Linked DNA regions of Homo sapiens: all the other regions are linked to region 1. Evidence: chromatin contacts called from ENCODE Hi-C or POLR2A ChIA-PET data. All regions are on one chromosome and are shown on one strand. The core of a region is the stretch at or near the end of the contact, and the rest is flanking DNA. Distances in the headings are between cores, read along the strand shown.

Evidence for each region. A loop is a pair of places that touch in the nucleus more often than their neighbours do. ChIA-PET counts read pairs that join two places held with the same protein, here RNA polymerase II (POLR2A). Pooled maps may share reads with other maps.
Region 2: a loop to region 1 is called in a pooled map, with 21 times the contacts of the local background. The contact joins the enhancer-like site here to the promoter of COPS3 in region 1. A Hi-C loop is called at or near these places in 1 of 37 single-sample maps with no recorded cell type and 6 of 50 pooled maps. POLR2A ChIA-PET finds 5 or more read pairs at or near these places in 1 of 52 experiments (AG04450).
Region 3: a loop to region 1 is called in a pooled map, with 4 times the contacts of the local background. The contact joins the enhancer-like site here to the promoter of COPS3 in region 1. A Hi-C loop is called at or near these places in 6 of 50 pooled maps. POLR2A ChIA-PET finds 5 or more read pairs at or near these places in 2 of 52 experiments (MCF 10A and WTC11).
Region 4: a map of CD4-positive, alpha-beta T cell shows a loop between it and region 1 (6-fold over the local background). The contact joins the promoter of DRG2 here to the promoter of COPS3 in region 1. A Hi-C loop is called at or near these places in 2 of 168 maps with a recorded cell type or tissue (CD4-positive, alpha-beta T cell and CD8-positive, alpha-beta T cell), 1 of 37 single-sample maps with no recorded cell type and 9 of 50 pooled maps. POLR2A ChIA-PET finds 5 or more read pairs at or near these places in 1 of 52 experiments (activated T-cell).
Region 5: a loop to region 1 is called in a pooled map, with 13 times the contacts of the local background. The contact joins the promoter of UBB here to the promoter of COPS3 in region 1. A Hi-C loop is called at or near these places in 1 of 37 single-sample maps with no recorded cell type and 8 of 50 pooled maps. POLR2A ChIA-PET finds 5 or more read pairs at or near these places in 4 of 52 experiments (Panc1, RWPE1, activated naive CD4-positive, alpha-beta T cell and 1 more).
Region 6: a map of B cell shows a loop between it and region 1 (18-fold over the local background). The contact joins the promoter of FLII here to the promoter of COPS3 in region 1. A Hi-C loop is called at or near these places in 2 of 168 maps with a recorded cell type or tissue (B cell and naive thymus-derived CD4-positive, alpha-beta T cell) and 6 of 50 pooled maps.
Region 7: a map of CD8-positive, alpha-beta T cell shows a loop between it and region 1 (19-fold over the local background). The contact joins the promoter of ALKBH5 here to the promoter of COPS3 in region 1. A Hi-C loop is called at or near these places in 5 of 168 maps with a recorded cell type or tissue (CD4-positive, alpha-beta T cell, CD8-positive, alpha-beta T cell, PC-9 and 2 more), 3 of 37 single-sample maps with no recorded cell type and 15 of 50 pooled maps.

Annotation. Positions count from the first base shown.
Region 1 is chr17:17,279,927-17,282,626 of GRCh38, reverse strand. It overlaps COPS3 (COP9 signalosome subunit 3), which reads left to right and starts at 1,381. Exons shown (of 12, transcript NM_003653.4): 1 at 1,381-1,495. The coding sequence starts at 1,441. RefSeq lists enhancers at 1,184-1,283, 1,934-1,993 and a silencer at 1,504-1,743.
Region 2 is chr17:16,583,100-16,585,799 of GRCh38, reverse strand. No RefSeq gene overlaps it. Among named protein-coding and RNA genes, the nearest start is that of ZNF287, 15 kb to the right of the region's middle. Within about 2 kb of position 1,364, at least 8 of the 41 ENCODE cell types and tissues checked have a DNase peak (open chromatin) inside an H3K27ac peak, as active enhancers do.
Region 3 is chr17:17,957,317-17,960,016 of GRCh38, reverse strand. All of the region lies in intron 1 of TOM1L2 (target of myb1 like 2 membrane trafficking protein), which reads left to right. Among named protein-coding and RNA genes, the nearest start is that of TOM1L2, 14 kb to the left of the region's middle. RefSeq lists a silencer at 1,674-1,723. Within about 2 kb of position 1,441, at least 22 of the 41 ENCODE cell types and tissues checked have a DNase peak (open chromatin) inside an H3K27ac peak, as active enhancers do.
Region 4 is chr17:18,086,689-18,089,388 of GRCh38, reverse strand. It overlaps DRG2 (developmentally regulated GTP binding protein 2), which reads right to left and starts at 1,441. Exons shown (of 13, transcript NM_001388.5): 1 at 1,302-1,441. The coding sequence starts at 1,365. RefSeq lists enhancers at 557-1,056, 1,014-1,063, 1,114-1,433, 1,057-1,558, 1,624-1,783.
Region 5 is chr17:16,379,725-16,382,424 of GRCh38, reverse strand. UBB (ubiquitin B) reads right to left here and starts at 1,334. Exons shown (of 2, transcript NM_018955.4): 1 at 1,241-1,334; 2 at 1-523. The coding sequence starts at 517. RefSeq lists an enhancer at 1,355-1,634.
Region 6 is chr17:18,257,369-18,260,068 of GRCh38, reverse strand. FLII (FLII actin remodeling protein) reads left to right here and starts at 1,331. Exons shown (of 30, transcript NM_002018.4): 1 at 1,331-1,441. The coding sequence starts at 1,379. RefSeq lists silencers at 1,240-1,639, 1,650-1,789 and enhancers at 1,459-1,960, 1,960-2,039, 2,699-2,700.
Region 7 is chr17:18,182,398-18,185,097 of GRCh38, reverse strand. ALKBH5 (alkB homolog 5, RNA demethylase) reads right to left here and starts at 1,270. Exons shown (of 4, transcript NM_017758.4): 1 at 85-1,270. The coding sequence starts at 854. RefSeq lists silencers at 393-544, 703-792, 873-1,172 and enhancers at 438-1,275, 1,383-1,622, 1,683-1,882.

The sequences.
Region 1 (2,700 bases), core at 132-2,631:
GGAACTCCATGCCAGTTAGAAGCAATGGATCCGTAAACCAAAAGTATCTGAGACCAGTCTCAATCGAGAAAGTTTATATTGCCAAGGTGAAGGATGCGATGATAACACGGCCTCAGGAGCTCCTCAGGACATGTGCCCAAGGTGCGGGTACAGTTTGGTTTTATACATTTTAGGGAGACATGAGTCATCGATCAATACATGTAAGATGTACGTTGGTTAGGATCGGAAAGACGGGCTAACTCGGGGCAGTGGGGGGCTTCTACCTTATAGGTAGACTTAAAGATTTTTTGATTGGTAATTGGTTGAAAGAGTTATTATCTAAAGACCTGGAAGTAAATAGAAAGAAATATCTGGGTTATGATTATAAGGGGTTGTGGAGACCAAGGTTTTATCATGCAGATGAGGCTTCCAGGTAGCCTGCTATTCAGACAGAATAGATTGTAAATATTTCTTATCAGTCTTGAGTCTACCAGTCTTAAGGTCTCTGTGTTGATGTTTGTGAGGCATGTCTGACTACCACTTCCCATCATGGCCTGAACTAGTTTTTCAGGATAAATTGGAATGTCCTTGGCTTCAGATAGGGTCCACCAGTCAGTTGGGGGGCTTAGACTTTTATTTTTGGTTTACAGATATCACATGGACTATAGAGACACATTTCTGTAACAGAGTAGAAGTGCAACATGAGAAGAACAAAGTGCTTTAGGCGACAAGCGGAGGAGGGAGACATCAATCCCAGATGGGAAAAATCAATTCACTTTCTGTGTGTGGTGTTACTTATTTATTTATTTTTTGCAGGGAAGGGATCGATTCATTCAACGTACACCTTGAATGAATAACTATAGTTCTCCCTACGTCCTATGCACTGTCCTAAGTGTTTTACGTGGTTAAGGACACTAAGATTTTACAGATGGGGAAAACAATGCACACGACAGTCAAGTGACCCGCTCAACGTCACACAGCTACTAAGTGGTAGAAAAGGCAGTTGAACCCAGGCTGCTTGGCTCCAGAGTCTAATATCACGGGGAAAACCTCACGGGAGACGTGGCAACGAAGTTGTGCTTCATTGAAGTATCTGTCCAGGTGGAAAACCGCAGGGCCTCTCTAGCAAAATCCAGAACCAGAAAATACTTGCTTAATTATGAGTTTCCTTCCTTCTTTTGCCCACTATCCCCATTTAACCTGCGGAGGGATTTCAGAAGTGCAGTGAATAAAGATGCAGGGGACTATGGAACACTAATTTCCGGCTACGGCGAATTCAGGCTGTTTCCATGGAAACAGTAACGGGTGGGCAGCTAGGTATAGTCTCGCGGTGCTTGAACCAGCGGAAGTGACGTCGCCGCTCGCGAGGACCTCAGGTGGATCGCCGCGGCCCCTCCTCCCAGAGCGGCAGCCTTTTCCCGCGCGTGCTGCCTTCGCCGCTCGGGCCGCCCGGGGGAAAACATGGCGTCTGCCCTGGAGCAGTTCGTGAACAGTGTCCGACAGCTCTCAGCTCAAGGTAACGCCCTAGGCCGCCGGGCTGGGCATGGGCGGGTACCGGGAACTGGCCTGGATCCCCAGGCGCCAGCACGGACGGCTGGAACAGCCCTTTTAGTCCTGAGACTCTTCTCCGGGGCCGGGCTTGGGGTTGCGGCGTTTAGATCAGGGCAGGATCGAGCGCGGCCGAGTGTAGGCAGCCCCCTCGCGCTCCGCTGTCCTCGCCGGCCGGCCTCCCCTCCCTCGGGCCGCCGGGAGCCCCCTCCCCCCGGCCTGGGCCCCTTCCACCGGGCGCTTTGCTTGACAGTTTGGGGGCGTGACTTCCGCCAGGAGCCATCTCGGGCGACTATTGGTTCCTTCTGTCTCTCTTGCCTTCGGTGATTGGCGCACCGCCATGTCATCTTTGCCGCCGATCCGCAGCTTGCTGACTAGGCCGCCGGGAGCGGGCGGGAGGCGAGTCCGTTCTGGGTGTCTTGGCTCTATGGCTCGCCTCTGCCAGCTCCTCCGCTGCCAGGCGGCGCACGCTCGGGAACCTGTGCGCCTATTTTGGTCCTACAGAATGCTGCGGAAGCTCTCGCTCGTAGGACTCCATTTCTTCTTCTTTGTTTTTTTTTAGCCGAGGCTGGAGTGCAGTGGCGCGATCTCGGCTCACTGCAACCTCAGCCTCCCGGCTTCAAGCGATTCTCCTGTCTCAGCCTCCCGAGTAGCTGAGATTACAGGCGCCCGCCAGCTCACACGGCTTTTTTTTTTTTTGAGACGGAGTCTCACTGTCTCCCAGGCTGGAGTGCAGTGGCGCGGTCTCGGCTCACCTCAACCTTCGCCTTCGAGGTTCAAGCGATTCTCCTGTCTCAGCCTCCCGAGTAGCTGGGATTACAGGCGCCTGCCCGGCTAATTTTTGTATTTTTAGTAGAGACAGGGTTTCACCATGTTGGCCTGGCTGGTCTCGAACCTTGATCTCAGGTGATCCACTGGCCTCGGCCTCCCAAAGTGCTGGGATTACAGGCATGAGCCACCGCGGCCAGCCCACGCGGCTAATTTTTTCGTATTTTTAATAGAGATGGGGTTTTTACCATGTTGGCCAAGCTGGTTTCGAACTCCTCACCTGAAGTGATCCGCCCACCTCGGCCTCCCAAAGTGCTAGGATTACAGGCGTGAGCCACTGCGCCCGGCCAGGACTCCATTTCTAGGGGTAGAATTGTGATGATTTTACTCGCACTTTCCAGGTTG
Region 2 (2,700 bases), core at 115-2,614, 700 kb after region 1:
AGGGACTCACTTGATTGTGGCAGGGACATACAGGGTAGAGAGTGCTCAGGAATTATGAGCTGGGATTTTCCCATCTGTGTGGCACTGACAGGCAGAGCAACTGCAGTTGGACCACTTCCAGCCCAAACTAACAACACTGATCATATACCCATATATAAGTAATACATTTATATTTATATTTTTTAATGTATATATAATACAATGTATATCATATTGAATGAGGAGATACACTAGGCCAAAATCAAAAGCATTGTCGTGCAAATAGATTAGAAATTTCTATGCAACTCGCCCGGGCGTGGTGGCTCACACCTGTAATCCCAGCACTTTGGGAGGTAGAGGCGGGTGGATCACGAGGTCAGGGGTTCGAGACCAGCCTGACCAACATGGTGAAACCCCGTCTCTACTAAAAATACAAAAATTAGCTGGGCGTGGTGGCGGGCGCCTGTAATCCCAGGTACTCAGGAGGCTGAGGCAGGAGAATTGCTTGAACCCGGAAGGTGGAGGTTGCAGTGAGCCGAGATCATGCCACTGCACTCCAGCCTGGGAGACAGAGTAAGACTTTTGTCTCAAAAAAAAAAAAAAAAAAAAAATTCTGTGCAACTCATCAATATGGGATAATATTTTGAAACAAGTGGAAAATTAAATAAGCTTTCCAACAAAAAATTCTGACAAAAAAGAAGACCTGCATTGCCCTTGCTTACAACAAAGAAAAACAAAAATAAAAGTTTTTTTCTCTTGCAAAACATAATTTGCAAGTATGTTTAACGACAAACTTTTACAAGACAAGTGAATGTATTTTCCAATTTTGAAAATGAACAAAAAAGAAATGTAAAAAAAGTAATAATGTATAATCCGGGATGTTACGAGGAGATTACAGACATCCTAATTTCACCATTGGGTTGGAGATAGACACATTTTTCTTTCTTTTTTGTAGAGACGGGGTCTCGCTGTGTTGCCCAGGCTTGTCTGGAACTCCTGGGCTCAAGCGATCTTCCTCGGCTTCCCCAGGTGCAGGGGTCCCAGGCGTCAGCCCGCGCCCCGCCAGCGATAGACAAAATCAAACTGAACCTCCTCAGATGCTGAATATTCCGAAGTGGAAAGTTCGCTCAATGAACACACCTGATTTACAAAACTCAGCCACTGGCTCTGTACCATCTGTAACAACTTAAGCAATCAGTTAGAGCTGGTCCCTCCCTCCTCAGCCGTCACAGCTGTTTCCTCACAGAGGACGCGGCCCTGGATCGTCCGAAGCCGAAGCCGTGTGGCGCTTCCCGAGTGGGCTGAGAGGGAACGAAGCTGGTGTCCACTCCCAGGATGGGCGTCTGCAGCTGCAGACGGAACACGCATGCGCCTCACGCAGGGCAGAAAAGGCTTAGTCGGGCGCCCTCCTGCGGCTTCGGGGAGCTGCACAGGCACTTTGTACAGCACTCACTGTGCACGGTGATCCCGTGCCCCTCCCGGCGCCAATTCTCTGAAATTGACGCTGTCCCTTTCATGTGGGCTGATTTGCTGGCGTACATTGTTCGCAGTATTCTATTATGATCTCTTTTCTTTCTGTAACACCTATAGTAATGTTCCCACTCTCAACTCTAATTTCGTTATTTTGAAACTTCCCTCTTTTTCTTGGTCAGTCTAGGTAAATGTTTGTCAATTTTATCTTTTCAAAAAAAGAACTTTTGATTTTATGAAATCTGTCTACTGTTTTTCAATTGTCTGTTTCGTTTATCTACACTTTAATCTTTATTCTTTCTTTCCTTCTTCTAACTCCCGCAGTGGAGGGCAGGAGGCGAAGCCTAGGAGGCCACAGGGAAGGAACAGGACTTGAGATGGGACAAGTGAGGCCCTGCCTCTGCTGGGGACTGGAGAACCCCCGCTTCTACACCAGCTTCCGGTTGCATTCTACATTTTTCACCGTTACAGCGGGAATTTTCCAGAGCCCCTTTGAATTTTAAAATATGCTAAGCATCTAGCATTTCCACTGACCTTTTTTTTTTTTTTTTTTAGACAGTGTTTCTCTCTTTTTGCCCAGCTGGAGTACAATGGGTGCGATCACGGCTCACCGCAACCTCCGCTTCCCGGGTTCAAGCGATTCTCCTGCCTCATCTCCCGAGTAGCTGGGATTACAGGCGCCCGCCGCCACGCCCGGCTTATTTTTGTATTTTTAGTAGAAACGGGGTTTCACCATGTTGGCCAGGCTGGTCTCGAACTGCTGACCTCAGGTGATCCACCTTCCTTGGCCTCCCAAAATGCTGGGATTACAGGCGTGAGCCACTGTGCCCGGCAGGACCCTTCTTTTAATTAGTTCTATTAATTTACCTCCGTTTCCAACTGAAGAAATTATTGCCAGCTGAGAAACAGGTTCCAGCTGAGAAACAGGTTCCAAGACCACCATGTTTGCTTCAAGTATGAGTAACTAAAACATAAAAACAGGGTTACCTTGGCGGTAGACCCCCAGAGTTCAGGTCCTGACTCTGCCTCTACTCACTGACTTTGGCTAAGTCACGACATCTCTCTGAGCCTCCATTTCCTCATCTATAAACAAGACTAATGCCCTCAACCTATAACATAGAAGAAAATGCATTTATTGAATCAGTCTCATGACTTTGGGGACCTCACACCTCAGCACAGGCTAGAGAATATTTTGAGCCCATGTATCCTCACCTCTCAGTTATCTCGCTTTTCTTCTGGAAGGTAGCCTTG
Region 3 (2,700 bases), core at 192-2,691, 680 kb before region 1:
GCTGAGGCACTTCTTAGTAATGGAAGACCTGTGTATTTTACTTTCTCTTTGGATTTGCCTTAGAACTACAGTGATGGATGGAGGAAAAGACGGAATTTAAACACATGCTAAATTGTCTAACTGACCAACTTGCTTTTAAGACATCACCAGCTGCTCTTTTAATCATTAATGAAGCATAAGCCTTGTAGTCTGGGAGGCATGTCAAAAATTCTGTTTCGGGTTTTGGTTTAAAATTGAGTGTAATGGAGAGAGACTGATTCTTTCATCTCAGAGAATTGGGCTGTCTTTGAGAGCTGGGGACAAGAACTGGGTCCTGTAATAGGACACTGTGGAGTTTTTTTTGCTGCTCCTCAAAGGAGAAATCACACAGATTTCTGGCACGTCATTAGTCGAAATAGGAAATGAGGCCTGAGAAATGATGTTGCTTGGGGTTTGAAAGCTGAATTTGCTAGTGGCTTCCAGAGAGCGAGAGTCTCCTATGCTAACTGTGGAAATTCTTAAACCAGCAATTCAAAGAATCAGAAGACTCTAGTTGAAAGGGTCTTAGTGGTATTTGGTCCAACCCTCTAATTTTTGCAGGTTGTGGAAACAAGGCCAGAGAGGGTGTCTGTGATGTATGACATTTCTGACAGCAAATGTGCAGGGATTTTTTTGTTGTTTTTGTCTTTTTTCTGATATCAAATGGATGTCCTACAATTGAATTCAGTTTTGACACTAACTACCTGGAGCTGGTGCGGACCCCAGAGGTTAAGGGCTCAGTCCCACAAGACTGCCCCCACTTCACATGCCAGTCACAAGTTCCTGGTTACCATCTGTACTTCCCATGACCGGCTATAAATTGGGGATTCCCGTGATGCCTTCCCCATGTTTGATCATATGCTTGAATGGCTCACAAAATTCAGGACAACACTTTACTTACATTTTCGTGACAAAGGATATAACTCAGCAACAGCCAAATGGAAGAGATTCATCGGGCAAGGTGTGGGGAAGGGGCAGAGAACTTCTGTGCCAGCCTCCCAGCACCTTTATGTGTTCAACTTGGAAGTTCTTTGAACCCCATCGTTTAGGGGTATTAATGGAGGTTTCATTATGTGGGCATGAGTGATTAAATCTGGCCATTGGTGAATAACTCAACCTCTAGTCCCTCTCCCCTTTCCGGAGGTAAGGTGGGATGAGGGTACGGCTAAAAGTTCCAACACTGAAATGTACCTTGGTCTTTCTGGCTAGGGAGCCCCAATCTCATTAGCATACAAAAGACACTTATCTCTCAGGAGATTCCAGGGGTTTTGGGTGAGGTGTGCCAGGAACCTGGACAAAGACCAAATATATATTTCTTACTGTATCACAGTAGGAGACTTGCCAAGGTCCCACAGTGACTCAGTTTTATGACTCTTACATGTCTTCCTATTTAGCTCACAGCCTCTTGCCAGTCATTTAGATATTTGTATATGGGCAGGGAGGGTAAGCATGGGGTAGTAAGTCTGTCATTTTAATGGAGTGGAAATTTTCAACTCAGCCTCATGAAGGTAAATACATTTTATTGTTTGAAAGTTAGTCTCCTGTTTTTGACTGGGCTTGGTTGGGGGTACTATTTAGCTCTAGATTTGATGGTTTAAATGAAATTAGCTCATAAAATCACCAATGGTCTTCTGTTTTATCTACTTTTTCTGGCACTGGTCCAGACCAGAGAAACCAATCCCAGGCTAGGACTGGGAAAGTCTGGGACTGTTCACTGCTCTGCTGCTGATTTGCTGTGAGACTTTGGGTGGGGCACATCCTGTCAGTTACTCATTTGAAGAGCATGGTTTGTTCGTTCGTTTGTTTTGAAGAACAGAGGTTGAACAAGCTTTCCAAGTTCATTTCAGACCTAAAGCTTAAGGCCCAAATCAAAGTGGCTTTTAGTTTTTCTTTTCTTTTTTTTTTTTTTGAGACAGAGTCTTGCTCTGTTGCCCAGGCTGGAGTGCAGTGGCACAATCTCGACTTACTGCAAGCTCCACCTCCTGGGTTCACACCATTCTCCTGCCTCAGCCTGCTGAATAGCTAGGACTACAGGCGCCCACCACCACGCCCGGCTAATTTTTTGTATTTTTAGTAGAGACGGGGTTTCACCGTGTTAGCCAGGATGGTCTTGATCTCCGGACCTCATGATCCGCCCACCTCGGCCTGGGATTACAGTCGTGAGCCACCACGCCTGGCCTAGTTTTTCTTAAGACTTACAGCTTTCCATAAGAGACTGTACATACCTATGAATCATATGTGTGTGTACGTGTGTGTGTGTATAGCCTGTGATATGTAAGTATATACACACATGTAAATACATGCACACAGGTAAATATATACATATACATATTTTATATATATTTTATATAAATATGTTATACTTTATATATATTTTGTGTAAATGTATATATATTTGCCTTCTAATGATTTTCACTGAGGTAGTTTACTTGTAGTAAAATGCATACATTTTGTTATAATTTTGACACATGCTTACATGTTGTCACCTTACCCCATCAAGATACGCACTGTCAACCTCACCCCAGAAAGCTCCCTCAGGTCCCTTCCCAGTTAATCCTCTCCTCCAACACACTGCAGAGGGAACCACTGATCTTTTATCTCTTCTAGAAGTTCATGAGTGGAGTCATACAGTATATGCTCTTTTGTGTTGAATCCCAGTGATATTTTGAAGAAGAATCATAT
Region 4 (2,700 bases), core at 192-2,691, 810 kb before region 1:
GCGGGTGGATCACCTGAGGTCAGGAGTTTGAGACCAGCCTGGACGACATGGCAAAACCCCCTCTCTACTAAAAAAATACAAAAATTAGCCGGGTGTGGTGGCACGTGCCTGTAATCCCAGCTATTTGGAGGCTGAGGCAGGAGAATCGCTTGAACCTGGGAGGCAGAGGTTGCAGTGAGCCCAGATGGCACCACTGCACTCTAGCCTGGGTGACAGAACAAGACTGTCTCAAACAAACAAACAAAAAAGATTTACAGAAGGAATGAGTCATAGAGGGCCCTCAACTCCTTGGCCTTCAAACCTAAATGGAACCAAGGGAGGGCAGACACTGGGACCAGCTATCTAGTGTTGCTTGCTTCCTGCTCCCACAAGCCTGAATGGCTAGCCACTAGCCTGGCCAATTGCATCTCCCATTACTCTTCCATAACCCCCTTCTGATCTAGATTGTTCTCACTGTCCCATGAACATACCATGCTCACTCCCATGTCTTTGTCTCAGCAGTGGCCCCCACCTGGGATACCCTTCCAACAACCAGCTCAAGTCCCACTTTGTCCTGGTGTCATCGTTCTCTCCTCACCTCTCTTCTGTGAGCTCCTCCAGCCCTTACATTCTAAAGTCCAGATTTGAGGCTTCATTATGTATTATCTATGTTGGGGTGTTTACTTTAAATACTGAGTGCTCACCATGTGCCCAGTGCTTTGTAAAGGCCATCTAATTTAACTCAGCTGTGTACTAAGATGGAGCAGGGGAGTATTACCCCATTTACAGATGAGGACACTGAGACTCCAAGAAATGAAGTGACTTTCCAATGTTTTACAGAAGGTACGTGGTGGACCTGGGGCTCAAACCCAGGCCTTCCAGACTCCAGAGTCCTGATTCCCTTGCTCCAATGGGCTCTCAGCTGCTGGGTGAGGCTGTTCCTGAGAGGTCTCCTCTTGCACTTCCCAAAACAACAGAGTAGACCCAGGCCCCAGGCCCAGCCATCAGGAGACTGAGGTTTGAACCCCAGCTCCGCCTCTCTCTGGGTCAGATGCTTGCTCTGTGAGCTGGGACTACTCTACTCGGGCACACGGTCTGGGACTGACCAGATCTCTTGGGGTACGTTTGCAGTCAGACCTGGGCGTGAGACCCGCTCCCGCCTGGCCCTGCCTTGGGCGCGCAGGGCGGCCTCGGCACTTGTCTGGCAACTTCTCCGCGGCCTCGGATCTTGCCCCAGCATTACTGCTGGAGTTGTTCCCCCATTTTACAGACAGGAAAACTGAGGCAGGCAGAAAGGAAGGCCCCGCCCGGCCGGCCCTCACCCTTGTTCTTCTGTGTCCGAGCGATCTCCTTCTCGATCTCCGAGATCTTCTCTAAGATCCCCATGGTAGCAGCAGAGGTGGGCGCACAGACAGCGGTGGCGGCGGCACCGGCAATTCCGGTCTGACGGCGGCGACAGAGTAGCGTGCGCCCGGAAGCCAAAGAGAACAGCGTTCTCGTGGGCGCCTGGTGCTCCAGGATTCAGAGTCCGGGCGAGCCAAGTGCCAGACACTATCGGTTCCGCCCGCTGGGCCGGCCAGGCTGCGGACCTCTGGAAAGAGCCGGGGCGGGGCCGGGCCATGCTGTACTGGCCCACGGCTGCGGCTGGCAGGAGCAAGCAAGGAAGAGAGGGAATCTGCCCGTGTTGAACTCTGAACTGCGGGTCCCTGAGCGCAGCTGACTGGCAGTGTAAGGAAAAGGGGCTGAGCCGAAAGCCTAGTGGCTTTCATTTTATACTATAAATGGAGGTGTCCAATCTTTTGGCTTCTCTGGGCCACATTGGAAGAATTGTCTTGGGCCACACGTAAAATACACCAACACTAACGATAGCTGATGAGCTTAAAAAAAAATCGCCAAAAAAACCCTCAATGTTTTGGCCGGGCGCGGTGGCTCACGCCTGTAATCCCAGCACTTTGGAAGGCCGAGACGGGCGGATCACCTGAGGTTGGGAGTTCGAGACCAGCCTGACCAACATGGAGAAACCCATGTCTACTAAAAATACAAAATTAGCCGGGCGTGGTGGCGCGCGCCTATAATCCCAGCTACTGGGAAGGCTGAGGCAGGAGAATTGCTTGAACCCGGGAGGCGGAGGTTGCGGTGAGTGGAGATTGCGCGCCATTGCACTCCAGCCTGGGCAACAAGAGCGAAACTCCATCTCAAAAAACAAACAAACAAAAAACCTCAGTTTTTTTTTCTTTGTTTTAGTTTTGTTTTTTTGAGACGGAGTCTCACTTTGTCATCCAGGCTGTAGTTCAGTGGTGTGATCTTGGCTCACCGCAACCTCCGACTCCTGGGTTCAAGTGATTCTCCTGCCTCAGCCTCCCAAGTAGTTGGGATTACAGGCGCGTGCCACCACACTCGGCTAATTTTTGTATTTTTAGTAGAGACGAGGTTTCACCATGTTGGCCAGGCTGGTCACGAACTCCTGACCTCAAGTGATCTGCCTGCCTCAGCCTCACAAAGTGCTGGGATTACAGGCGTGAGCCGCTGTGCCCTGCCTAAATTTCATAATGTTTTAAGAAAGTTTACGAATTTGTGTTTGGCCACATTCAAAGTGGTCCTGGGCCACATGTGGCTGCAGACCTCAGGTGGGACAAGCTTGAAGAGGTTCAAAATGGATCCCCAAGATGCTGCCACTGCACTCCAGCATGGGCAACAGAGCGAGAACCTGTCTCAAGAAAA
Region 5 (2,700 bases), core at 85-2,584, 900 kb after region 1:
CACTGGGCTCCACCTCCAGAGTGATGGTCTTGCCGGTCAGGGTCTTCACGAAGATCTGCATACCACCTCTCAGACGCAGGACCAGGTGCAGGGTCGACTCCTTCTGGATGTTGTAGTCAGAAAGAGTGCGGCCATCTTCCAGCTGCTTGCCTGCAAAGATGAGCCTCTGCTGGTCGGGAGGGATGCCTTCTTTATCCTGGATCTTGGCCTTCACATTTTCGATGGTGTCACTGGGCTCCACTTCCAGGGTGATGGTCTTGCCGGTCAGGGTCTTCACGAAGATCTGCATACCACCTCTCAGACGCAGGACCAGGTGCAGGGTCGACTCCTTCTGGATGTTGTAGTCAGAAAGAGTACGGCCATCTTCCAGCTGCTTGCCTGCAAAGATGAGCCTCTGCTGGTCGGGGGGAATGCCTTCCTTATCCTGGATCTTGGCCTTCACATTTTCGATGGTGTCACTGGGCTCCACCTCAAGGGTGATGGTCTTGCCGGTAAGGGTTTTCACGAAGATCTGCATTTTGACCTAGTTTAAAAGTAAAACATAAGCGTGTCACCTCAGGATCATTGTATTTCTTGCTTTTACACCTAATATTCTTCAAAATTAGCAACTATTCCTTCAAAATGCCTTAAATACGTTAATATTCCGCAAGCCTCCCCTCAATTTTACAAGGCTAAGTCACTTAATACGAAATTCGTCATTCAAGGTTTCAACGTCAACAGCGGAAAATCCAGAGCGCTCTCTTACCAAGCGTCCACAGCTTTCCCCACTAACTGTTCCGGATATTCAAACTCCCCCGACCGAACTCCAATCTGCCTCAAACCTAAGCACGGTGTTAGGCAAACTGAAAACAAAACCAAACCCACAAGACTCGCGAAATAAAAATCCCATTGAAACACAAGAAGGGGCACCTTTCTCACACTGGGATTCCAAAGTAAAGGCTTCCAGAAACCACACAAACTACCTCTTTTCCGCCTTCCCCGCGAAGTAAACTCGACAGAATCGCCGATCGGTTAGGCGTCCGTTAGTTTCCGTCAACGCGCGCGCGCGCCAACCGCCCTCGCCCCCCTCAGGTCAACAAGGCCCACTGTCCCGGAAAGGCCCAGCGCCGCGTCACCTCGCCCTCCCCTCCCCCACGCCCTCCCCTCAGCGGCCCACCCAACCCCAAGAAGCCTCCACCTTGACCTCACCCATTCCCCCCTCTCACACCCCCCCAAGGTCGTTACGGCTGCGGGCCAGTACCTGTTAGCGGATACCAGGATCCTGCCAATCACCAACCACGTCCACCCACAGGGACACAAACAAGCTCACCCAACAAAGCCAACCGCCCCTAAATGCTCCGGGCTGGCGGAGCGCAAATTTATGCAACGAGTGTTGCGTCACTTATCACCCCTCACGTAGACGCCGTCTCCGTGCGCCGCTGAAAGTAGTTCGCCGCGCCCAACCTCCCGAGAGGCAGTTTAGGCTTTTCAACTGAGCCCCAAATTCCTCATAGCCGTAAGAAAGGCTCCTAAAAAATTATTTCCCTTCTCCTCTATGCGCTTCTCTTCCTTCTTTAGGAAAATATAAGAAAATTATCAGGCGGATGAATTTGAGTTGAAGAAACCTTCCTCGAAAGCTCTGGAAACTTCCTTGCAGCGCCGGCACTGATTGGTTAGGCCTGCGAAGGCGAGGTCGGCGCTGATTGGTGGGGGACGCGGTGGCTCTGTTGTTGCTGGGCTCCACCTGGGGTGGCTTAGCGCCGAGGTTGCTAAGTAACTGAGCGCGCGTGCGCCGCACAGGCGCGCCGTCCTGAAAGAGGGTATTTCCGGCGGGAGAAGGAGGGGGGGTCTTTCCTTTTTTTTCTTGAGACGGAGTTTCGCTCTTGTTTCCCAGGCTGGAGTGCAATGGCGCGATCTCGGCTCATCGCAACCTCCGCCTCCCGGGTTCAAGCGATTCTCCTGCCTCAGCCTCCCAAGTAGCTGGGATTACAGGCATGCGCCACCACGTCCGGCTAATTTTTTGTATTTTTAGTAGAGACGGGGGTTTCACCATGTTTGTCAGGCTGGTCTCGAACTCCTGACCTCAGGTAATCCACCCGCCTCGGCCTGCCAAAGTGGGCCGCCGCGCCTCAGAAGCGGGACGGCGTGGCACCCGATATCGAGACACCTGATGGTGATTGTGAAGCACAATTCCCTCTCCCATGTTTTAAAAACGCGCGCCCCTGGCCGGGCGCGGAGGCTCACGCCTGTAATCCCAGCACTTTGGGAGGCCGAGGCGGGTGGATCATGAGGTCAGGGGTTCAAGACCAGCCTGGCCAAGGTGGTGAAACCCCGTCTCTACTAAAAATACAAAAAAATTAGCCGGGCGTGGTGGCGGGCGCCTGTAATCCCAGCTACTTGGGAGGCTGAGGCAGATAATTGCTTGAACCTAGGAGGCAGAGATTGCAGTGGGCCGAGAATGTGCCACTGCATTCCAGTCTGGCGACAGAGTGAGACTCTGTCTCAACAAACAGACAAACAAAAAACACGAGCCCCTCATACACTGGCCAGTTGTTTTTGCTTTTTTGTGACAAAGTCTGGCTGTGTCCCCAGGCTGGTGTGCAGTGGTGTGATCACCGTTCACTGCAGCCTTGACCTCCAGGGCTCAAGTTATCCTGCCACCTCAGCCTCCCAAGTGGCTGGGACCGTGGACCACGCCTGGCTTTTTAATTTTGTATTTAT
Region 6 (2,700 bases), core at 82-2,581, 980 kb before region 1:
TGTGGCTCATTTATTGGGGTCCTGCTATGTGTCAGCCAGGGCGAGCCCCCTTGAACAGCAAGGACCAAGACGGATGCTTCTCTTCTGGAGCCTCCCTTTGTAGGGGGGTACGAGCACAGGGGTGCTGACACTAAGTGGGAATAATAACCTGGCGCACAAAACAAAACAAAACGGAATAATAACCTGCCACTCACTGAGCGCCTGCTGTATGCTGCGAGCTACACGTGCATTCTTTGTTAATTTGCTCATGGTGACAACCTTAGAAAGTATTTTACAAATGAGGAAACTGGGTAGGGCGCGGTGGCTCACGCCTGTCATCCCAACACTCTGAGAAGCTGATACCAGAGGATCACTTGAGGCCAGGAGATCAAGACCAGCCTGGGCAACATAGCAAGCACCCCGTGTCTACAAAAAGTATAAATAAGGCCGGGCGCGGTGGCTCACGCCTGTAATCCCAGCACTTTGGGAGGCCGAGGCGGTTGGATCACGAGGTCAGAAGATCGAGACCATCCTGGCTAACACGGTGAAACCCCGTCTCTACTAAAAATACAAAAAAAAAAAAAAAAAAAATTAGCCGGGCGTAGTGGCGGGTGCCTGTAGTCCCAGCTACCCGGGAGGCTGAGGCAGGAGAATGGCGTGAACCCGGGAGGCGGAGGTTGCAGTGAGCCGAGACTGCGCCACTGCACTCCAGCCTGGGCGACAGAGCGAGACTCTGTCTCAAAAAAAATAAAAAATAAATAAAATAAATAAATTTAGCCAGGTGTGGTGGCCTGCGCCTATAATCCCAGGTAGTCGGGAGGCTGAGCCCAGGAGTTCGAGGCTGCAGTGAGCTATGATCACACCACTGCACTCCAGCCTGGGCAGCAGAGCAAGAAGACCCTGTCTCAACAAAACAAAAACAACACATGAGGAAACTAAGTCCAGAAGCAGGAGAGCTAGGACCCGAGGATCCAGGTGTCTCACTACCACCGGTCAGCCAAGTACAGGCACTTCCTGGGCCTCTGCGCCCCGGGGCCGAGGTTTAGAATCTCTCTGAGGTCAGGGCCAGCTTCATGTGCTGCAGCAGCGCAGGTGACGGTGCCTCGACCAGCGGCCGTTACGGCCCCTGCCCTGGGGCGCTGGGACTTAAGCCTGGAGATCGTGGAAGCCTCCAACTCCAGCACAGGGGGGGCCCGCACTCCTTGGTGCCTCCGCAGTCTTCGAACAGACGGGGAAACTGAGGCCCTAAGAGGCCTAAAGCCTACACTTCCCCGCGGAATGCGGCGGGCGCGGGCGGGTTAAAGGGGCGGGGCCGGCGCTGGCCCAGCCCGCGGCTCCCCCCAGCGCCCTCGCCCCGGCGCTCCCTAGCCCGGCGCGGCCCGGCAGCGAGAGCGGCGCCATGGAGGCCACCGGGGTGCTGCCGTTCGTGCGTGGCGTGGACCTCAGCGGCAACGACTTCAAGGTGAGCCGGGCCGGGCGCGTGCCGGGCCTCCCTGCAGGCCTTCTCTTCCGCCCGGCCCGCTTGGCCTCCGCTTCCTGTCCCGCTCGGCTCCAGGCCCTGCGTGTCCCAGGGACTGCGGCCGGGGCGGGGTGGGGCTCTCCCCTGGCCAGGAATGGACCTCCGAGGCCTCCGCCCAGTGCCTGTACGGGGAGACCGAGGCTGGGCAGGCCGGGGACGGACGCTTGGGCTCGGAGTCCCGCCGGGGGCCCGGCCGGGAGCCCCCACCCCGCGTCCGTGTTCTCGGTCTAGGCTGGATGGTGGCCTGGGGATCGGGCGAGCCTCCCCGCCCCTCTGAGGTCACACGCCCAAGCCAGGCCCTGACTCAGGGATGGCTGCCCGGCTGCCCAGGGGCGGGTGTGGAGCCGACTCATCACTGCCCTCTCCCCGCCACCGCCACCCGCCATACTGTGTGATCCTGGGCCTCTCAGATCACTTCCCCTCTCAGAGCCTAGGCTTTCTCAGCCGGTGAAGGGGCTTAAAAGTCTCCTCCTTGGACGCAAGGAGTATAGTGAGATTTGTTGGTGTGGAGAGTGTGTCAGGCCGGTGTGCCAGGTGCTGGGTGGCAGTTGTCTGAGCAGCTGCTGGACTGAGAGAAAAGGGACCGGAGCCCAGCCCTCCGCAGCCAGTGGGTGGGGCGGCGGGGTGGTTCCAGGACTCAAGAATGAGACAGGCATTGCCTGACCAAAGGGGAAGCAGAGAAAGAGAGGGAGGGAGAGCTGGCTGGAGGGTCAGCCTCACCTTCAGGGTGGGTGACTGGCAGGGTCGGCCTGGGTTGTTGGTCTGGGGCTGGGGCCGAGGAGGCAGGTTTTTCCTGCGTTTACCTGCCTGTGTACACACCTTTGACCCCAAGTACAAGTGGCTACACCACTTTTCCCTGACCCCATCCCCACCACCCTAACCTGGGGTCCCCGTTCCTCTTTGCTGAACTGGGAGAGTCCGAGTCACCAGCTGGGAATGTGGCGCTAGGGGGAAAGGAATATCAGCCGCAGGCACTGAAGGCACCTACTGCCCCAGACTTGGTGCCACAAGGGCTGGAGGTGCCGAGGTGGGCGTTCACACACCAGGGGAGTGCAGTGATGCTGGCCTGCCCTGCAGGGTGGGGAGCCACGGTCTCCGCAAGCAAGGGTTTGACCCTGGCCGTGAGTTGCCAGTGTGCTGATGGCAGGATGAGGGCACAGGTGGCGCCTTTGCAAAGGCTTGGAAGGGGGATCCCCCACCCC
Region 7 (2,700 bases), core at 21-2,520, 900 kb before region 1:
CTCCTACGGGCTGCTGCTTTCTGGGCCAGGGTGGGTAGCTAAGGCAGCAGGCGCAGGGCCGCCCCCTCCACCCGGGTGGGTTACCTGAGCACAGTCACGCTTCCCCTGCGCACCGGCAGGGAAAGCACTGGTTCCGACACCCGAATAGGCTTGAACTGGAACTTGCAGCCGAAGCACAGCGCAGAGTCGCTAAAGAAGGACACGGACACGATGGGGCGCTCGAAGATGTGGATGGGGTCCACGTGAGACACGATGCAGCCGCCGGGCTGGTAGTCGTTGATGACGGCGCTGTTGACGAAGCCCTCGGGGATGACGCGGTGCTCCACCAGCTTTTGGATCACCAGCTGGTGCACCCACTCGGGGATCTCGTCCACGTCGCCCGGCGGGTAGAGGCGCTCCTGGCCGGGCCCGCGCTTCTGCAGCTGGGCGCCGTAAGTGTAGCCTTCGCCGAAGAAGTACTTGTTGCGCAGTGGGGCCCGGTCCACCGTGTGCTCGTTGTACAGGCCCTTCTCAGCGCGGGACACCACCTCGTCAATGCGGGCCTCGATCTTGGCGCACTCGTCCTGGCTGAAGAGGCGCATCTGGCGGATGCCGCTCTTCACCTTGCGCGCCTCCTCCTCCTTCTGCAGCTGCTGCTCCTCATAGTCGCTGCGCTCGGGGTCCGAGTCCTCCTGATACTTGCGCTTGGCCCCGGACACAGGGTAAGGTTCGGCGGCAGCGGCGGCTGCGGCTGCGGCGGCTACGGCGGCTGCGGCAGCGGCGGCGGCCTCCCGGCTGCCCGCCTTATAGTTGTCCCGGGACGTCATGGACTTGAGCTTCTCACGCAGGTCCGTGTAGCCGCTGGCGGCCGCCATGGCCCCCACGACGCTGCTCTAGGGTCCTCCGGGGCGGGCGGGGCAGCCGGGCATGGCTCTAAGGGGACGCGCCCCGGGGCCCCCGGAGGGAGGGGGGTCCTTAGCGCCGAACCCCCATGCGTGAGTGGGGGACCCGGCGGGGGGCGTCGAGGGTCCGGGCGTGGGGTAGGGCCTCAGGAGCGGCGGGTCATGCAACGGTGGCGACAACGGGGCTTCTTCCTCCTCCACCTTCTCCACGTCCCGCGGGGCAGGGGCGCCGGCAGCGCCTCATGCCGCGGAGGGCTGCTGCGGAGACGCGGCCCGACTCCCGACCAGACCCTCGGACGCCCGGCCCGGCCCGCACTTTAAAGCTCTCCGCACGACGTCACGGGCAGCCAGCCCGACGTCCGCCAGCGCCGCTCCTTAGCGGGCTCCTCACCGCGCACGCGCAGTGCTGCCGGCCACCGCGGCTCCGCGCGCTACGGGCATGCGCGTGCGTGCAGGCCGGGTCGGCAGAGGCGCCGGCGCAAGCGCAGACAGGAACCGCTTGCCGTCCGCCGCCCCTCCCCCACTCTCTGAGGGGCTTCAAGGGAACGCTCTCAAATAGCAACCTGTCTTCACGCCGCGCCGCCTCCAGGACCGAAGGGCTCCCTCTACAGGGGTGCGCTCATATTGCCAACAGTGTCGCCGTGCCGCGTCACGGCATCGTCCGAACGCCCGCAGACGCCTCAACCCCAGGGCGCATTCACCAGGGAACCGCCACAACGTAGGCCGCTCCGTTACCTCCCCCTTTGGCGCTTCCACTTCTTTAATTGGGCCGTGGGCCACGCGCCGGGCAGGCCCTGACTGGAGTTTCCGGAAGTCGGTTGGTAATCATGCGTGTCAATCAGGCAGTCTCCTTAGCTACTGTGTCCGTCACTTAATTAGCGGCTGGGCGAGCAGCGAGGACCCCTAAAGGAGAAATGGGTGGTTAAATAAGTGCCTGAATGGAGACTCCACCTGAGTAAAGCCCTTAGAACGCCTAAGGAAACTTCTGAAACCCGCGAAAACTTCTCAGACTGCGGGACCTGCAGCACCCGGCCCCAGTTCTGAACCCAGATAGGAACGTCCGGCAGAAGCCAGACGCGCGTTGTCGGGGTACAAGCCAGCCTGCCGCCGCTGCCGCCGCCGCCCGGAGCGGACGTTTCACGAGTCACGTCCCGGTGACGGCGAGCGTGGGGGCGCGCTGGGGTTGGCGTCGAGCCTCCTTGGTGCTGGAGATGGGCGTGGGGGCACCTCCTACGGGGACTCTGGAAGAAAACTCCAGGAAACGAACGGGCGCAAGGCTAAGGCTAAGCTATAGATAATGACTACAGTCAATTCAAAAAAGTTTTGAAGCAGTCAGCAAAGGCGTTGCCGGGCGCGGGGCCTCACGCCTGTAATCCCAGCACTTTGCGAGGCCAAGGCGGGCGGATCACTTGAGCCCAGGAGTTTGAGACCAGCCTGGCCAACATGGCAACCCCATCTCTACAATAAAATTTTTAAAAATGAACTGGGCGTGGTGGCGCGCGCCTATGGTCCTAGCTACTCAGGAGGCTGAGGTGGGAGGATCCCTTGAGCCCAGGGGATTGAGGCTGCAGAGAGCCGAGCTGGCGCCACTGCACTCCGGCCTGGGCGACAGAGCTGCAAAACAAAACAAAAAGGCGTAGCCGTGCAGGATGCACTGGAGGGCTCCAACAAATGGGGGTCGGGGGGGATCTGCTGGAAAATCTCCCATGTCTCCCAGGATAAAGTTCCCCTGCTTTATTTGGCACTCAAAGCTTTTCTTCAAGACTCTTCTGGCCTTGGCTCCTCCTCTCCTCTCTTTCCATGTACACTGAGCCCCAGC